Linked DNA regions of Homo sapiens: all the other regions are linked to region 1. A link is a loop called in an ENCODE intact Hi-C map of the cell type or tissue named here. Cell type or tissue: PC-9. All regions are shown on one strand. Links, peaks and the distances in the headings refer to the core of each region. The heading gives the core; the rest is flanking DNA.

Region 1 (6,695 bases), core at 682-5,681:
TATATATTTAGTTTATAAATATATTTATATATTTAGTTTATAAATATATTTATATATTTAGTTTATAAACATATATTTATATATTTAGTTTATAAACATATATTTATATATTTAGTTTATAAACATATATTTATATATTTAGTTTATAAACATATATTTATATATTTAGTTTATAAACATATATTTATATATTTAGTTTATAAACATATATTTATATATTTAGTTTATAAACATATATTTATATATTTAGTTTATAAACATATATTTATATATTTAGTTTATAAACATATATTTATATATTTAGTTTATAAACATATATTTATATATTTAGTTTATAAACATATATTTATATATTTAGTTTATAGATAAATATATATTTATATATTTAGTTTATAGATAAATATATATTTATATATTTAGTTTATAGATAAATATATATTTATATATTTAGTTTATAGATAAATATATATTTATATATTTAGTTTATAGATAAATATATATTTATATATTTAGTTTATAGATAAATATATATTTATATATTTAGTTTATAGATAAATATATATTTATATATTTAGTTTATAGATAATATATATTTATATATTTAGTTTATAGATAATATATATTTATATATTTAATTTATAGATAATATATATTTATATATTTAATTTATAGATAAATATATATTTATATATTTAATTTATAGATAAATATATATTTATATTTAATTTATAGATAAATATATATTTATATATTTAATTTATAGATAAATATATATTTATATATTTAATTTATAGATAAATATATATTTATATATTTAATTTATAGATAAATATATATTTATATATTTAATTTATAGATAAATATATATTTATATATTTAATTTATAGATAAATATATATTTATATATTTAATTTATAGATAAATATATATTTATATATTTAATTTATAGATAAATATATATATATATATATATACACACACACATATTAAGAGGCAATAACTCACTATGTTACTCAGGCCACTTTCGAACTCTTAGGCTCAAGCCATCTTCCTGCCTCTGCCTCCCAAAGTGCTGGGATTACAGGCGTGAGCTGCTATGCCTGGCCTGCCCATTTTAAAATTGGATTATTTTATTTTTTCCTGTTGAGTTGTTTGAGTTCCTTATATATACTGATTGTTCATCCATTGTCAGATGAGTAGTTTGCAAATATTTTCTCCCATTCTGTGGGTTGTCTCTTTACTGTTGATTAATCATTTCTTTTGTTGTGCAGAAGCCTTTTAACTTGATGTAATCCCATTTGTCCATTTTTGCTTTGGTTGCCTGTGCTTGTGGGGTATTACTCAAGAAATCTTTGTTCAGATTACTGTCCTGTAGCATTTGCCCAATGCTTTCTTCTAGTAGTTTCGTAGTTTCAGGTCTTAGATTTACGTATTTTATCCATTTTGATTTGATTTTTGTATGTGGCGAGAGATAGGGGTCTAGTTTTATTCTTCTGCATATAGATATCCAGTTTTCCCAGCACCACTGATTCAAGACTTCCTTTTCCCAATGTATATCCTTGGCACCCTTGTTGAAAATGAGTTCATTGTAAATGTGTGAATTTATTCCTGGGTTCTGTATTTGGTTCCATTCGTCCATGTGTCTGTTTTTATGCCGGTACTGTGCTATTTTAGTTACTATAGCTTTTTAGTATAATTTGAAGTCAGGTAGTGTGATTCGTCTAATTTTGTTGTTTTTGCTTAGAACAGTTTTGGCTTCTCTGGGTCTTTTGTGATTCTATATAAATGTTAGGATTATTTTTTCCATTTCTGTGAAGAATGTCTTTGGTATTTTGATAGTGATTGCATTGAATCTGTAGATTGTTTTGGGTAGTATGGACATTTTAACAATACTGATTCTTCCAATCCATAAATTTGGAATATCTTTCCATTTTTTTTTATGTGTGTTCTCTTTGGTTGCTTTCATCAGTATTTTATAATTTTTATTTTAGAGATCTTTCACTTTGGTTATATTTATTCCTAAGTATTTTATTTTACTGGTAGCTTTATAAATGGGATTACTTTCTTGGTTTCTTTTTCAAATTGTTTGCTGTTGGCATATAAAAATGCTATTGATTTTTGTATGTTGATTTTGTATGCCGTAACCTTACTGAATTTATTTATTAGTTCTGATAGTTTTTTTAGTTGCATACACATGTATCATGGTTAGCATATATCCACATAACTTTTTTTGTGGCATCGTGTGCAATACGTACATTACAGAAAAATAAATATATTTTGTTGGTTTGTGTGTTTGTTGATGTCTAAATGATAAAGCTAAGTAAAAACTTATAAACATGATTATATTTGTAGCAACAACTTTTTATCAATATGGACACCACAGAATTTGTTAGATTATCTCCTTATGTGGCCTTTATAACCCATTTCTAGAAAGGTCAGAGTAAATTATGTTGTTTAAGCTATAAATTATCTATTTTTTTCCACTTGAGAATACCTTTTCCCCTAGGCAAGCATTTCTGCTTAACACAAATAGGTTTTAGGTCACAATTATTAGATGGCATTGCAGAGTTGATGGAATCAACACATCATGACTTGAAATTCAGGTCTGGGCAGAGTCTAGACACTTGTTTTGGTAATAGGAATATCTGGGCTGTTCATATACAGTTAGCTCACATTTGGACAGAAAACCTTTCTCCGCATTAAGATTTCGAAAGCTTTTAGCCTCTGTAAAATGTCTAGTGGTGCCGAATAAGAATAAGGGAAAAAAGTTCTTGTAGAAAAACATCCTTTCCCTTGTAACCAGTTCCTATTCACGTAAGAAGGTAATAGCTATTCCTTCATTCAGTAATGAAGTTGAAGTAATCCTCCAGGGTACTCATTTTACACAAAAACAAATTGCAGTTTTCATTTGCATCACTGGGTGGCGATTTTTCATAGCCTTATACTACTATTTAAAAATCCAGCAAGCATGGCACTATTCGTAATTACCAGGGTTTTCTCCTGTTATGACATGTTTAATTGTACTTTTAAGACATTATCTTTAAGTTGATTACAAATTTACTAGTGTAGTGGCAAGCTCATAGTTATTTTAAGTTAGGAAAAGGGATATTGCGTAAATGTTAGGATATAATTCCTTCCAAAACTAAGACAAAAGCATGAATTAGCTTATTATGTTATAGCAAAAAGAAGGAAAAATAACAACAAAAAGTAATAGGATATAAATGAAAAGGAACAATTTAGATATTGTTGTTGGTTCACTAATATTGTTGACCAAATATTGAATATAACTTTGAAGCAGGCAGAATGAAATTGGGCAAACACTATTGTAGAGATTAAAGGAATTGGGTTACAGTACAAGGGAAATGCATCATGGTTTTCAGAATATGCAGGTGCTTCTTCAAGTAGGGCATAAGAACTTCTAGTTTCCATTAAGCTAATTATTTTGTAACACTTGCTGAATTTAGAACCAGAATTTAATAATTCACAGCAGCTTGGATTTCACCTTTTAAAATACTTAAAACACATTGAAATATGTAATTTAGTCTCACCTTCTGTTTTCCAGTCTCAATGATCAGTCAGATATTGAAAATAAGTGAGTTATTTTTAAGATTATCTCCTATGGAATTCCTCATTCTGGGAACCAAACCACATATACATACTTCATTTAAACTATCATATTTTTATATGGAACTTTTAAAGGTAGTCTCTTCATCGCTGTGTTGTTTCCTTTATTTAAAAGTGGAAATTTAGCTGTATACATAAAAATTTACATTCTAAGGAATGAGGGACAGTAAGTCACTTTGATTCTGTCTAGGGTTGAAGGCTTTAATTAAAACAGTGACAAAAACTAAACAGGTTTTCAACATGTGCTTCCTATTTTTATTGCCTGTTCTTACAAAAAATGTATACCAGATCTTTAAAAAATTAGAGTGTTTATGGATTAAAAAGTAACTTACCCTATCGCTGTCTCCTTACCCACGTATCGGGATATCCAGAAAAACTCGATTTACATTTAATTTACTTAGCAGTTTTTGTGTTTTTACTTTTGACCTTTAAATTGCAAAGCAAGTATGCCAGGATTTTTCAACTAACTTCATGATGTAGATGCTTGTTTTTCTATTAAGAAATGTGGAGTTGTGTGTCTAATGGATAGAATTAACAGTATTTTCAGTCACTGTTACCTGATTCTGGTTTACCTGTTAATCTAGCAGCGTTTCAGTTTCAGTTTTTCGGAGGTGAAAAAGTTAGGTTAGGCCATCCCCGTGTGGGGTACACCACCCTTCCTTAACTCCTTGAATGTACAGTGAAAGGCAATTGCATGAAGGAAGAGGAGAGGTGCCAACTGTACTCAGAGGCAGAACTGAGCCTTCTGTTTGGCACAGTTAATTGTGGGAAAGTCATTCATTTTTTTCGGGGACTCAGTGGATTTAGTTGACTCAAACGTAAATTAGGGATCTATCTCTCTGTGATTCTAACCCTTCTGTGCATTAGGGGATACTTAGAAAAAAATACTGGTGCTGGGACCCATTCCTAGATTCTGATTAAAAGGTCCTGGGATTAGGCCCAGGAATTGATTTTTTCCCCCCAGAGTTCTCCAGATGATTCTAGAGTTCATGCAAGGCTGAGAAGCACTACAGTTCACTCTCTAATAATTGTATGTCATCAAATAATGTGTTGAGACACTTTGAAAAAGACTTCATAAAATATAAAGTTACAGTTTCTTTTTTAGTTGAGCCATAAACAAAAAGCAAATAAAACCACAGAATTTCTGGGTAATTACATTTCCTTCAATATATTAAATCATTAAATAGAAAAAGAGCAGAAAGCTTCATACATGATCCTATGAAATGAAATTTGTTTTCTTTTCCTTTTCTTTTTTTTAGACGGAGTTTTTGCTCTTGTTGCCCAGGCTGGAGTGCAGTGGCATGGTCTCTGTTCACTGCAATCTCCGCCTCCTGGGTTCAAGTGATTCTCCTGCCTCAGCCTCCCAAGTAGCTGGGATTACAGGCATGCACCACCACACCTGCCTAATTTTTGTATTTTGGATAGAGACAGGGTTTCACCATGTTGGCCAGGCCGGTCTCAAACTCCTGACCTCAGGTGATCCGCCTGCCTTGGCCTCCCAAACAGCTGGGATTATAGGCGTGAGCCACTGCTTCCAGCCAAAATTCATTTTCTATGAGTAATATACAGTTTTCCCTTGGTATCTGTGGGAAATTGGTTCCAAGACCCCCGCTCATACCAAAATCCATTGACGCTCAACGCTCTGATATAAAAGAGCATAGTTTTTGCATGTGACCTACATACATCCTCCCATATACTTTAAATCATCCCTAGATTACTAAAATACCTAATGCAATGTAAATGCTATGTAAACAGTTGTTTTACTGTATTGTTTGAGGAATAATGACAAGAAAAGAAGCCTGTACATGTTTAGCACAGATGCAATTTTTTTTTTTTTTGAGACAGTGTCTCACTCCATCACCCAGGCTGGTGGCAGTGGCACAATCTTGACTCACTCCAACCTCTGCCTCCCGCGTTCAAGCAATTCTCATGCCTCAGAGTCCCAAGTAATTGGGATTACAGGCGTGTGCCACCATTCCCGGCTAATTTTTTTTTTTTGTATTTTTAGTAGAAATGGGGTTTCACCATGTTGGCCAGGCTGGTCTTGAACTTCTGGCCTTGAGTGATCCACCCCTTTCGGCCTCCCAAAGTGTTGGGATTACTGGCCTGAGCCACCACGCTTGGCAACCACAAGCAATTTTTTTTTCTGAATAATTTTGATCCACTGTTGGTTGAATCCACCCATGAGGAACTCATGGATACGGAGGGCTGACAGTTTTTGAAACCTTAGATGTTTTTTGAAAAATCAGTGGAACAACTGGGAAGCATTTTATTAAATTAATTATACAATGTGAATTCCAACTGATCTATGACTCTTTCTGGCTTTAGCCATAGTACAACTATGAATTTATGTGAAATTATTTGACAGATTAACACCCGTAAACTTTTCAAACCAACATCTGAGGTACCTTTTAAAAATCAGACTAACGCATTCAAGCAGCCATGTTTTAATACAACTATTTGGGGGTAGTTGACTGTTTCACTATGGTACTATTTCCTTGAAGGGTGCTTATTCCATACAACATCTGTAGGGAAAACATTGTAAGTATGCATACCATGTTATGTACATGGAATTTCTCCTACTGTTTCCTTACAGGCTTTACTAATGCTGTAACTTCACATTTTGTCAGATTTAACTCAAAAATTATGATGAGTGGCTTTCATATTTATTTAAACTTTATTATTTCATTATATTAAAGATATAGATAATGAGGATGAGACTCTAAGTAAAATGTACAGTATGAATATTCTACCTTGTATGAGTAATTCATATAGGGTTGGAAGACCTGAATGTCTTTCTGGTAATCTTAGTACTACAATATTCTTTTATACTTAAGTAATTATCATATTGAGCATCTGTTTTTTTTATTCATTGCATGCAACCAATGCATATTATGAAGGGAAGAATTATTATTGGGTTTACACATTGATCTTTTTTTTTTTTTTGAGACGGAGTCTTGCTCTGTCTCCAGGCTGGAGTGCAGTGGTGCCATCTCAGCTCACTGCAACCTCTGCCTCATGGGTTCAAGCGATTCTCCTGCCTCAGCCTTCCGAGTAGCTGGGACTACAGG
Region 2 (6,695 bases), core at 861-5,860, 230 kb after region 1:
GGTTCAAACACCCAAATTGAATCATGGAAAACTTCCAGCTGAACTGGTGGGGACAGAAGTATAGGGCATCTAAAGAGCTATCTGCTTGCACATTTAAAGTGAAGGGTGACACGGCATGATCTGGCAAGTCAGATATTATATTAACATAATAGATTGAAAATAGTATGTATACTTGGGATGGTTAATTTTATGTGTCAGTTTAGCTAGGCCACGGGGTGCCCAGATATTTGGTTAAACGTTAATCTTCTGTGTCTGTGACAGTGTTTTTTGATGAGGTTAATGCTTGAATAGGCAGACTGAGTAAAGCAAACTGCCTTCCATAATATGGGTGGGCCTCATCCTATCCTTTGAAGACAACATGAATAAAACAAAAAGACTCCGTAAGGGGGAACTCCTCCTGCCTGACTGCTTTGAGATGGGACACCAGTTTCTTTCTGGCTTTTGGACTTGAAACTGAAACATTGGCTGTTTTTTTAGTCTCCAGCCTGCTAAGTTTCAGATTGGAAATACATGTCACCTTCCCTGGGTCTCCAGCTTGCCAACTGCAGATCTTGGGATTTCTTGGCCTCCATAATTGCATGAGCCAATTCCTTATAATAAATCTCTTTTAGGATCTCTCTAGTAGGATAAATTGGTATATTGTTGTTTTTTTTTTTTTTTACCTTAAGAAAAACCAATAGCTTAATTTTTCCTCGATATATATTTAGAAAATTGGTCTGAGAAGAGTTTTCATGAAACAGACCAGAGAACTATGTATAAAATTAAGAGTTCTAACCCAGTAAGAAAAAGTGCAAAAATGAAGCACACATTCCCAGGGGCCACTGCAGCCTAGGACCCTCCCATCAGAGGGAAGGCAAGGTCTTTGATGGCTTTTGAGTTCAGCTGAGGGATCATGCTGATCTTCAGGAATTTGTTGCTTGCATACTTATTCTTGATGGCGATGAATTTAGTTAAGTTTTCATTTACTTTCAGCACATTTTTGGCCACGTGCTGCATGACTTCCAATACTTCATTCTGTGTGTATCCTGTATAACACTGCTGCTTTAAGTTCCATTTTCCTTGGCCCAGAACCTTCTGAGACAAGCAGGAAGCAGCTGTTGCTGCCTTAGAAGGATGATAATGCATCATATCGTAGTCAATGAGAGTCAGCTCCATCAAATATTTGGCTAAAGTGTGCTGTTCAACATCAGCCTTCCCGGCTTTTGATGCTTGCCTTAAGAAGTGTAGTGGCAAGGGTCCACCCACCTCAAATTTCAGTTCTTTCAAAATTAGTTTCCATTTCTTGGATTTGGAAACTAGTATAAGCATTGTCTGTGATGTAAACAAAGCCTTCAGTATTTGGAGAAAACATCTCCTCATACTTGGAAGCCAAGAGCAGAGCAGTAATCCAAACTAGTTGAAGCTTCCTCTGGGAAACTGGCTGAACCAGTAAAGATCAATCCATAATGGCAACACACACATACAGAGTCTCCTGAAGAAGCCTAAACTTGGAGTGGATTTGCACCAACCAGTCTACCAGGATGGTATGCTTATGTCCATTTACATCTCATCCACCTAAGACATGTGGGTTTATGAACTGCAAAATCTCCAGCTGCCTGAGGTACTGATAGATACCCTTAAATAGTCACTGCAGAGCTGAGGGTTATTCCAATCTTTGTTATCAATATCCTCAATTTTGTAGAGCAAAGCATCAGAAAAAGCTCGGCAGATGTTCTCTTCTTTCACGGAGGCATCCTCAGGTATGGGAGAAGGACCCTTTGGAGCCAACATTTCCATCTGTACTGTTTCACAGAAGCAGTAGGTTTCAGTTGTTTGTTGACATTTGTTGTTTCCCTGGGTTGAACTGGCACTTTGGTGTTCTGAGCTTTCTTAGCTACTTGTGCTGCTCTGGCTGTAACTCTATTTCCAATTTATTCTAAAATGGAATGCCTAATAGTCACATGACTCTTAGGTTTAGAATTAACTCCTGTCTCTCTGTCTCTGCATATACCCATTTACCCTATTGGTTCTGTCTCTTTGGAGAGTCCTAATAGAATACCTGACAACTAAATGCAATGTGGATCTTGGGACAGAAAGAGGACATTAGTAGAAAAACTGGTGAAATTTAAAAAGAGCCTGGAATTTAGTTAATAGTAATGTACCAGTGTTGGTTTCTTAGTTGTAACAAATGTACCATAGTAATGTAAGATGTTAGCAATAGAGGAAGTTGGTTGAGAGCTCTAGAACGCTCTGTATTATCTTTGCAACCTTTCCATAAACCTAAAATTATTCAAAAATAAAAATTTTGTTTTAAAAAATAGCATGTACCATACAATCTCTCTCTCTGAAACTGCTCCTAATTGTCTAGCTTTCTATTTGTATTTATGGATTCTATTCACCAAATGTTAGTAATCTTTACTTTGGGAAGTAATTTACTTCTTTCTTTGTGCTTTTCTGTATTGTTTGAATTTTAAAAATATATATATATATATATTACTAAAATAGTGAAGTCATTTTTTAAAACATTGGAGGCTGTTTTGAAAAGATGACTTCTAAAAATCTTCCAGAAAACTCTATGATCTTTGATTTGGTGTTATTTTTTTAATAGCACTGTCTCACCTATAACATTCTCCTTAGGCACCCAAAAATGATTTTATGATGAGGCTCCAAGATTGATACTCTGTGGCAGGACTTGAAAAATGACCAGGTTGTGTTACCATAAGAACATGTTCCTGTTTTGTTTTGTTTTCTTTTTTATTTTTCTAGTTCATTAAGGCTGCTATAACAGAATACCATAAACGACAGAAATTTATTTCTTACAGTTCTGGAGGCTGGGAAGGCCAACATCAAGGCACCAGCAGATTCAGTGTCTGGTGAGGGCCTGTTCCCTGGTTTATAGATAGCTGCATTCTCACCCTTACATGGTGGAAGGGGCAAATGAATTATCTGGGGTCTCTTATTCATAAGGACACTAATCCCCTTCATGAGGGCTCTTACCTCATGGCCTAATCACCTCTCAAAGGCCATGTCTCCTGATACCATCACATTGTGGGTTAGGATTTCAACATAAGAATGGGGTTGGGTGGGGAAGCAAACATTCTTTAAATAGCACCGACCCATACATAGCTTAATGGTTTATGTCAGTGTGTTACTATAGCTATTTGCTGGCGATAAGCATCGTAAGGAAATGAAAGGCTTTTGGTTGCAATTCTCCTGTGGTTCTGTCCAGTGAAGCAATGAGTCAGGGATTTTTATCTCCAAATCAAAGCAGAGCTCACCTTTTAGTAATTGGAGGAATTAAAAGAACAAATTTCCTAAATGTTCTATGTTCTAGTACAAATAAAATTTTTTAATACTCTGTTTATCCTCATATCTTCTATTTTCTTTGTTCTCTTCATCTTGTCTCTATGTCTCCTGATGTCCAACCTCTCTCTTTTGATCCTTTTTTCTTTTGAGTCAGGGTCTCACTCTGTCACCCAGGCTGGAGTGCAGTGACGACATGATGGCTTACTGTGACCTCAACCTCCTGGACTCAAGCCATCCTCCCACCTCAGCCTCCCAAGCAGCTGGTACCACAGGCACACACCACTAAGCCCAGCTAATTTTTTTATTTTTTGTAGAGACATTGTTCTGCCCTGTTGCCCAGGCTGGTCCAGAACTCCTCTAGGCTCAAATGATTCTCCTGTCTTGGCCTCCCAAAGTGCTGTGGTTACAGGAATGAGACACTGCGCCCAGCCTCCTTTGACTTAAAATATTAGGTCTATTGTAAATTCTCAAGGGAGCCATTTTTTTCTTTTTCCACTCTAATACTGTGAATTCTTTGCGGATGGAGAGACTGTTCTCTTCATTTCTGTTTCCCTTCACCTAGCACAGTCCTCACCCATCAAATCATGGAGGATTGTAGCCACAGCTGCAAATGGAACCCTGGAGTTTTCCAGTTCCTCCTACTCATTCAAGTTCTATGTCTCCCTTCTTCCCTTTGTTTTTCTTTCTCAGGTCCTTTTTCTTCTTGTAATGTAGTTATAGGCTTATCGCCTGTATTCTGTGCCTTCTGAATGTCCAGGCTCTAAGGTCATTCTGCTGATTATATGAGGCCAGGTCTTCCCTTTAACTTGTGCTTCTGTAAGGTAATAATCTAAGCTATACCAGTGGTTCTTAAACTCTAGCAGGCATTAGAATCACCTGGAGAGCTTGCTAAAACAGACTGCTGGGCCCACTCCTAGAGTTTCTTAATTAGTAGGTCTGGGATGGCACTGGAGAATTTGCATTTTTAACAAGTTTCTAGTAGATGCTGATGCAAATACTGATGCTGCTAGTCCAGGGACTACACTTCGTACATCGTGGATCTACATTCTACAGAATCATTGGCTGGGCTAGCTCCTCCTTTGCAAGGAGGCAAAAAGAAATGCAGATGTTCAGTGTCTAGAACTTATCCATAAAGTAAAAATAATAGGAAGAATATACATGTTTTATTTTAAACCCAAGATATAAAGGCGTTTTTTCCCTTATAATGATTATTCTTCAAATCATCTCTATACACCATAAGTAAAGTTAAAAGTGCTAAAGGAGGAAAAACTATTGATATTTCTATCAGAACACATAAAAAGGTTAATTATGGCATGCACGTCTTAAAGATCTCCTTGCCATCTGAGCCATCTCCAGAAATACTTGCCATAGAACAGAAATAGAAATGATTATATGAGTAAATTATCACCCACACTCCTCGCATGCATCATTTCATACCACAAGCCTTTTCTCTTTTCAAGGAATAATGGTTTTACATTTTACTTTGTGATGGCACTCTAATTGCTAAATATAATAGGGGCATTATGCTACAAAGTTAAAAGACTCCAAGTGAAAAGATAAGTCAAATATAGTAATTTCACACAGCCAATGATTCTTCAAAGTATGCTTCTCTTTTTTTCCAGCTGTCTCCCAATTGTGAACTCTCACAGACTCATGAAAATTGAATACTAAGGCAGAGAAAAGCTAACAGGGATCCTAGAATATTTCTAGTCCAGGAGTCTGTAACTATGATCTACTGGCCAAATCTGGCCCACCACCTGTTTTCATAAATAAAATTTTATTGGAAAATAGGCATGCCCATTTTTATTGAGAAACAGCCGTACCCGTTGTTTACATATTCTGTGTGGCTGCTTTCGCACTATAATAACAGAGTTAAATAGTTGCAACACAGACCATGTGGTCCAAAGCTGAAAATATTTACTATCTTGACCTTTACCAAAAAAGTTTACTGACTCCTGCTGTAGTTCCAGCTACTCACTGGACAGATTAGAAACCTGTCTAGAGGGAGAGAGTTGGGGAGGGCAGGAGAGAATGGAGGGAGAGGTAGCTCAGGTTTCCACATTCAAATAGAAACAGGATTGCAGAATGTGAGGCTTCTCCCTAAGCAACTCCTGTAAGAGCTTTGGTCCACTGAAAGCCAGTCACAGCTGCCCTTCATGTATTAGTAGAGAAGGGGACACTGGAGTAAGTTTGTATCTCGTTATAATTTTCAAAGAACCTCTTCAAATGTCCACCCCAAAAAGAAGAGCAGTGAGACAGAAGTGTGCTTTGATGTTAGTCCAAAGTGTTATTTATGGCATTTATTTGCACACGTATACAAAAACACATTAGCAGCCTAACCTTTGGGGCTCATTTCTAATAATGAAAAAGTCCTTTTTCATTGATGAGGAAATCATTAGGATCATCTTGTCTTTCAGAAAGTATACTAGCATTCTGTCATGTAGTATTCTCCATAGTGCCCAAAGCTTTCAGGAGAATATGCCTTATAGTGGGAATTCTTATTTCTTCAAGTTATTAGTCACTAAATTGACAAAAGTATGTGAGTGTGTGTGTGTGTATGTTTACATTGCTATTTTACATAATTTATATATCCACGTCTAAAATAAAATGATATAGTGGTGCTAGGTGTTCCCTAATCTCTCTCATTTATATGTTAAAAATATATCTATTCTGTAAATGAACAGAAGCCCCAATTCCATGGTTTCAGGTAAGTGCAAAGATATTTACAATGAGTTAAAATGGAGTATTGTCACAAAAAAGGACCGTTATTTTATTTGGTCATTCATCAGTTCTTTATTGGGTACCTCTTCTGTGCCAGGAACCCACTGTACTGACATGATACGCACCAAGAGGCTAAGAGGATCTCGTAATCTGATGGGGTGATGGGGGAGGTCACATGCAATACAATGTCTGCAAGTTCTGCCTTGGAGAGAGCCCTGGAAGAGACATTTGAGTGAAGTCCAAAAGATGAATAAGGGCTTGCCATGCAGATATGCACATGCTAGGGAAATGAAATTCACTTTTAATGTTAATTCTCCTGGGAGATGTTCTTGACTCCTTAGTCCAAACCCCTTAATATCCCTATTCTGTGTTCCTATAGCATCTATCTATCACAGGACTTTTCTGTCTGCCTGGCATTCAGTAGGTGTTTAGCAAATGAATGAATAATAAGTGAGTGAGTGAACACATGGAGTGAGTGAATTATGAGTATACAAAAGTCAGAGGTGTGAACCACTATGGCCTATTCTTGGAACTGCATATATGGCTAGAAGATAGGGCATGGGGAAGGAGGGACAGATGTACCGGGATATGAGGCTGGAGAGGTAGGTCAGGGTAAGATTGTGGAGGACCCTATATGCCAATCTAAGAATTGAATTGTATTTATTATTTCAGCAATTTCATGTTGGCCC
Region 3 (6,695 bases), core at 724-5,723, 400 kb after region 1:
AAACTGTGTAGCTCTCTGTTATGCAATACAAGGTTTCTAGTTCTCAAATCAAATACCATCTTTATAAAGAGAAAATTAAAATAGCACCTATCCCTTTTATATATGTAACTATGCACACATGGGTGTGTTAGAATTGGGAGTTGAGGTTTATGTATTTCAACTGAGGTTATACTTCTAGTTTATTTAAGGAACACTTATTGAGCATTTATTGTATGTCAGATATTGTACTGGAGAGTGGAGAAATAGAGATGAATAATATGTGATATCTGTCTTTAAGGAATTTATAGTGTAGTAGGGAGTAATTAGGAATGTAAACAAATAATACACTATTATAAATACACTATTATACAGTGATGTTTAGAATACTAAAAGTGTAAAGGAGGGAGTTGTCCAGAAATTTTACAATTTCTGGAACTAATATATGTCATTCAAACTGTAGGCTAGTTTCTGACTCATTTCTTCTTTATGTAAGGCCCAAACTCTGGGTTTTGCTATTTTTAAATATACTAATTATTTCTGTGATCCCAGCATTTTGGGAGGTCAAGGCGGGCAGCTCACTTGAGGTCAGGAGTTAAAGACCAGCCTGGCCAACATAGTGAAACCCCATCTCTACTAAAAATACAAAAAGTTAGCCAGGTATGGTGGCATGCAGCTGCAGTCTCAGCTAATTAGGAGGCTGAGACAAGAGGATCACTTGAACTTGGGAGGTGGAGGTTGCAGCAAGCCGAGATCACGTCACTGCATTCCAGCCTGGGCAACAGAGCAAGAGTCCATCTCAAAAAAAAGATACTAATTCTTTCCTATAATGTATGTTTTCTACAATAAATCATAAATTGGTGTTTTTTTATTAAAGACATAAAAGGAAGCTGTATAGCTTTCCTAGAGCTTTTCATCATTATGAAAACAGAATTAATTATATAATTTTGAAGTCAACTAGGATTGATTTGATTTGGAGTACCTACATGTTCTGCAGTTGCTGTGGAGAGATTTGTTCTGTGGTAGAGTAACTAGTTCAGACATCTGTAGGAGCCTGGATAGACATGGAGGGGAGAGGGATAGCTGCAGTGAATAGCTGCCCTAATGAGGGATGTGCTGGTGAGCTGATTATTTTTCTAGTATTCATTTTATATACGTATTCTTTTTCTGACTTTGCTAACATCATTTTTGTGTGTTCCTAACATCTATTCGCTATGAATTATGTATAATTTGAGACCTATAAAATAATTTTGTATTATCAATGTGCATCGCACATTGGTTTTTTTCTTTGCCTGTATGGATTGTAATGCCAGGACAAAAACACTCTGTCAAGAAAGTTTCAGCTATTGAGAGACTTGTTTCAAGTGAATGGGTTTTTGGCGTTTCGTTTTGATTTTTTACTAGATTTTTCCAGTGACCTAAAGACTGAAGGGAACTTGGTCACACTGGTCACATGTGTAAAGTTTCCAGGCTAACTAATAGCCATAGGAACTACTACTGCTCTTCTCTGTGTGGAGAATTCAGAGATCCAGAATGAGAGCACTCATCTTGACATCATCAGAATGTACCCTAAGAGGTAGCTTACATTCTTCCACATTATCATACCCAAAATAAAGTTCAAGGAACAAAAATAGCCATTTATATAATACAGATGGCAGTGTCGGAATATTAGTTTCTTAAGCAGCTCTGCCAGCGTTGCTTGATGGTAGCCAAACTGGTGCTGGTTAAGCCACAAAATGTAGACTTCAGTCAGCTACTTATCATTGATCTTTGGCACAGTTCACTTATGCAGTTGTTATAAAATTCTGCAATTTTGCAGGATATTGTGGAAACATTGATTATTGTAATCATGAAATAAATGGAATCGTTTGATTCAGGCCAACTACTGAGTAGAGTTGTATTCCAAGAGTCCCTAAATTGATTACTTGTAATTTAAGCTATATTTTCCTGAAGGAACAGTGTACACTATGTGGATAGAGTTTCCCAAGCCAATGCATGTAAGCCTATTTAACTCATTCTGTGATTTAACTCATAAATATTCGTATTGCTAAACTTTTAGTGTTAGGACTGAGCCTCCCTTGGTCTTAGGAGAAAAAAATCAAAAGTATTAATTTTGTCTTTTCAGGGTCTAGGGTTGACCCTAGGCAGACTTTTGAAACAGACTGCTTTTGGCATCTTCCTATTCCTTTATACGTATATTTTAACATACTTGTATTTATCTCTAGGGCTCTATTTCTTGACCTTTTTTTGACCTATGCCCTTACTATGCTTTAACCCTCTATTTTTTAGATAAATCAGCCAAGATTTTATGGCACTTTTCTTTTGGGGGTTTATATTGTAAAAGCAGATATGATGGGTATACTACTTAGAGCTACCACACCTTGAAAAATCACTGCTTTTGAATCTGGATGCGTTTATCAAAATATTCTCTTTATATGGTTCTAGGGCGCTTATTATCCTAGAAGGACCTTTTGGTGGTAAAATTACAGCATATAAAGATATTATTCCAACAAAGGAGTTAGTCTATAGGTTAAAATTGATCTATTCTAGAATTCATGTCCCTAAGGTCATTTTACCTGTCTTTCAAGAAAGCATCTTAAGATACATACATTCCAGTGTCTAACAGCACAAAATAAGTATCCAGTAAATGCTATTGTCCCTTCTTTCTGAAAATGTTAACAATTTTAACAATGGCAGATACTGTGATAGCTATGAGTTATTATTCATAATTCAAAACTACTTAAATATACAACTCAGTTTTAGCCATTATTGCTCAGTTTAGAATATAAGCAAATCAAAAATTTTTAACATACCTGCATATATATTTCACTTAATTGTTTGTCTATTTACCATGATGTTAGCTCCAACAAGAGTAAATGACCATATTTTGGTCAGTGCTTTACTCTCAGTGAATAAACTAGTGCCTAGCATGGTGTAGTGCTTAATGGAGATTTTTTTGAGTATTAAGACCTTTGTTCATGATATGCCCATTTTTTAATGGATATATTTTTATAGCTATGTTGAAAATGTGTTTTCTTTGAATTGTTAAATTTTATGTTAGGCTTTTAATGTTTATGAAGAGTGTGTGATACTCTTCATAAAAATAAAAACCAAGAATAATTAAACTAAGATTATGCTAAATTTAGTGATAGGCTTTTGGTGGGAAAGAGGCCATGAAGTTCAAATTTGCTGTAGAAATAAGGGGAAAGGAAGTAACTGCTAAAACTGTCTCATCTTCCCCTTCTTGCTGTTGGTCATGCTGGTAACCAGTAAACTCTGATAGTAACTGGGTGGAAAATAATAGGGTGTCACCTAGGTTCAAGGAAAAGGGAATCTGTTGGAGTTTTCCTCCCCCATTATCTTTTGTGTTCCTCTGAGAAGAAGTATCAACTCATAGGGACCACTCCTTACACTATCTCCTTGTGACACTGACAGAAGGCAGACCCAGTGAAGCTCTTGCCTGAGCCATAAGCCTTTAATTAGAAACAGAATATTAGATTGGAAGGAACTTGATCATCTAGTCAGCTCCTCACATCTCTAATAAAGACACTGGAGTTGAGATAGACCCAAACTTAGTGAAACAGATAGCATAACAATAATCAACATTGACTCTGGGGCAGCCAGGTTGAAGCCCTGCTCTGCCACTTAATTATGTGCCCTTGGACAAGCTACTCAATCGATCTGTATCTCCTCACCTATAAATTGGGGATAGCTGCCTCATAGAATTGTTATGATGATTAAATGTGTTCAGGTGATTTTATTATTTCCAATATTACCACAGTCCTTTAGGTAGGTGACATTGTCATTATTAAAGGTGCCAGAATCTGAGGCTTAGAGAAATTAAGTAACCTAGCTAATTTCCATGGCGTCTACATGCCAACAAAGATATTTTGTAGGAACCTGATTACATCTTGCTGCCTTTACAGAAGGAATAGTCTTTATATGGGCATTCAGCTGTGAAAGGGCCCGGTGTGTACAGAACAGTAAGAAATTGAACGGTTGGGGTATAGGGGTGAATGGTGGAGAGAAGAAAACAGTGAGACTGGAGATTTAGAAAGTCCACTATTTAGGCCGGGCGCGGTGGCTCACGCCTGTAATCCCAGCACTTTGGGAGGCCAAGGCAGGCGGATAACGAGGTCAGGAAATCGAGACCATCCTGGCTAACACGGTGAAACCCCGTCTCTACTAAAAATACAAAAAATGAGCCGGGCGTGGTGGCGGGCACCTGTAGTCCCAGCTACTCGGGAGGCTGAGGCAGGAGAATGGCATGAACCGAGATCACACCACTGCACTCCAGCCTGGGCGACAGTGCGAGACTCCGTCTTAAAAAAAAAAAAAAAAAAAAAAGGCCACTATTTCATAAGAGTCCTTGTAAGCTTTGCTAAGAGAAAGAAAAGCCAAGGAAAGATCTTTTGTCAGCTAAAGGATAGGACCAGCTTCACATTTAAGAACTATAACTCACGTTGACACAGAAGTAGAGGCAGTAGGAGGGCAAGATAAGTAGCCATGTTAATAGTCTAGTCTTGTGATTTTCAAACTTGATTTATTCCACACCCTTGTCAGCAATTTTGAATCTGTACCCCTAATAAAAGTTTATATATTTCTAGGTGATATATGTATATAATTCATTCTACAAACTGTTAAAGTTTACCTGTTTTAAAAGATTAAAAGTGTGTATAAATGTAGAAATAAATATATTTAATTGCTCTATTTTTTCCTACATGTCAGCAGATTGTTTCATGCCTCTTAACTGGGAGACCACAGGTATAGGGCAAAGATGAGGAGACATAGCAAGGTCAGAGGAACTGGAGGAAAGGGGCTGAAGAAGAGTCAACAGCATTTGGTGGCCAATTAGATGTATGAGGTGAGGGAGGAGGAGGAGATCAGGATAACAGCAAAGTTCTTATGAAGTTCCAGCATGGGAGATGTGGAAACGATTACCATCATTAATAAGGTAGTAAATATTGGAGATGGAACAGACTTTAAGGTGACTATAATGATTAAAATTCCATGTTGGTTTCTGCCTAAAGACATTATAATACCATTTTCCTTTAGCAAGAATTTTTTTAAAAAGAGGAAATGCTAAATTTTATCTAATGTTGCACTGACAACATTGATAGCATTTTGCTTTGCCTTCTCTTTTGAACATAGTAAATGCTTAGTAAATATTTAAGTGAATATTTAAAATTGTAGTGAAATTTTTATTAGAAGTTCCAATGTTCTTTTTTCCCTAAATGTTAGTAAAGTTTACTTGTTTTTAAAGATAAAAGGTAAATATGTATAATGCACTGATTTTTTTTCCCCACACGTCAGCAGATTGTTTCATGCCTCTCTTATTGGGAGACCACAATTGTAGGATACCTTAGGAGCAGTTTAACATGAACAATATGTTCTGTTTTTTGTTTTTTTAAAAACTGATGTTCCTGGAAATTTTGCCATTTAATAAACTTGACAATATAAAAATTAAGATTGTATTACAGTGATTTTCTTGAGATACCTACTTTTGCGCAAGATACAAAATATTTTGTGCAATCCAATTTATTTTGTTTAGTTTTACCATTAAGATTTACAATCATTATTTTAGTCTATAAATTGCTTTGAGGACACTTTTCAGTTTTAACTGTCATATCAGATTAAAAGTGAGTTGTTTTCATTTTTAATTGTCATATCAGATTTAGAGTGAGTAGTTAGCATATCAACAATAATGATTAGCACTGTTGTTCTGCATATCAAGATTATGTTGTGGAAGAAGCACTGTACTTATTTTGACTACACAAAAACAAAAGAGTAACTTTTTGGCTTAATTTGTAAGTTGGCATCAATTTAATTCATACTTATGGAATGAGAAGTGATTACAAAATATAAAATACCTCCTACATATAATAAATATATAATTAATGGGCCTTGGAATGTAAGTTGAGTCCCGGTTATTAAAAAATCAATCTGATTTGAAACAAAGTTTATAAATGTAAGTAATAAAAGGTTCTGATGTCATTTTTCCCCTGTACTCTTTGCTGAATGCTGATCTAAAGGAGATCTTACATATAGCTGATGTCTTGGTTCATTACAATTCTTTAGTATTCTCACAAGGTGTTAACTTTGAATTTTAGAAAAACCTTAGAGGCTCTTTGTAAAAGCCAAATGTTCTCCTTACTTCTAAGTTTCCAAGTTGGTCTTGGAGTTAACTGAAAATACAGGCTTTTTAATACAATTGGTAATACAACCTGATTCTTAAAGTTCATTGCCAAGAAATGATACACAATTGTGTGTTTCTGCTGATTTCATTAGGCCTTCAAACCCCATTATAGTTGATAATTTCATTTCCTGAAGCAAAATAAGTATATTTTAACACTAGAGTAGTAATTTTAAGTACTATTCAGTCAATCATATTTCTAATTTAATTCTCTTGGCCAATTTTATGCTTTAGTATGTCATTGAGTAAAGTGTTGGTTGAACAGTGTACTCACTTTCCTAGTCAGTTAACTACCTGGGAAAGATAGAATAAGAATTACATTCTACTGCTTATTGCTGCATATACTATGAAAGTATTTTCTTTGCATAGTAGTCTATAGAATCTGCATGCTTTAAGCATTGATTTTAATTTCAGGATGATAGATCTCTTTACACTAAAGGATGCCATCATGAACTGACAGAGTTCATGTCAGGCAGTTATAAACCTGGACAACCTGGTACTCCAGATATTATTCTGCTTCTCTCTC

What was found. Hi-C counts contacts between places; a loop is a spot of excess contacts. Peaks named below come from ENCODE experiments on the same cell type or tissue, not always from the same donor. Only the 100,000 strongest peaks of a DNase experiment are listed, where the experiment ranks them.
Region 2: a loop joins it to region 1, with 10 times the contacts of the local background. A loop is called at or near these places in 2 of 110 quality-filtered maps.
Region 3: it touches region 1 in a loop (2.5-fold over the local background); 3 of 110 quality-filtered maps call a loop at or near these places.

Annotation. Positions count from the first base shown.
Region 1 is chr7:7,678,759-7,685,453 of GRCh38, forward strand. All of the region lies in intron 4 of RPA3 (replication protein A3), which reads right to left. All of the region lies in intron 2 of UMAD1 (UBAP1-MVB12-associated (UMA) domain containing 1), which reads left to right. Among named protein-coding and RNA genes, the nearest start is that of RPA3, 37 kb to the right of the region's middle. In PC-9, for the core only: CTCF peaks have their summits at 2,971 and 3,174; DNase peaks (open chromatin) are centred at 2,603 and 2,913; H3K4me3 peaks cover 566 bases; H3K27ac peaks cover 2,069 bases.
Region 2 is chr7:7,908,468-7,915,162 of GRCh38, forward strand. The region is part of intron 2 of LOC124901586 (a long non-coding RNA gene); the gene reads right to left. It also overlaps the pseudogene CCNB2P1. Among named protein-coding and RNA genes, the nearest start is that of GLCCI1-DT, 57 kb to the right of the region's middle. In PC-9, for the core only: no CTCF peak of the experiment used is centred there; DNase peaks (open chromatin) are centred at 3,044, 3,514 and 5,214; H3K27ac peaks cover 4,252 bases.
Region 3 is chr7:8,073,908-8,080,602 of GRCh38, forward strand. The region is part of intron 6 of GLCCI1 (glucocorticoid induced 1); the gene reads left to right. Among named protein-coding and RNA genes, the nearest start is that of GLCCI1, 110 kb to the left of the region's middle. In PC-9, for the core only: no CTCF peak of the experiment used is centred there; no DNase peak of the experiment used is centred there.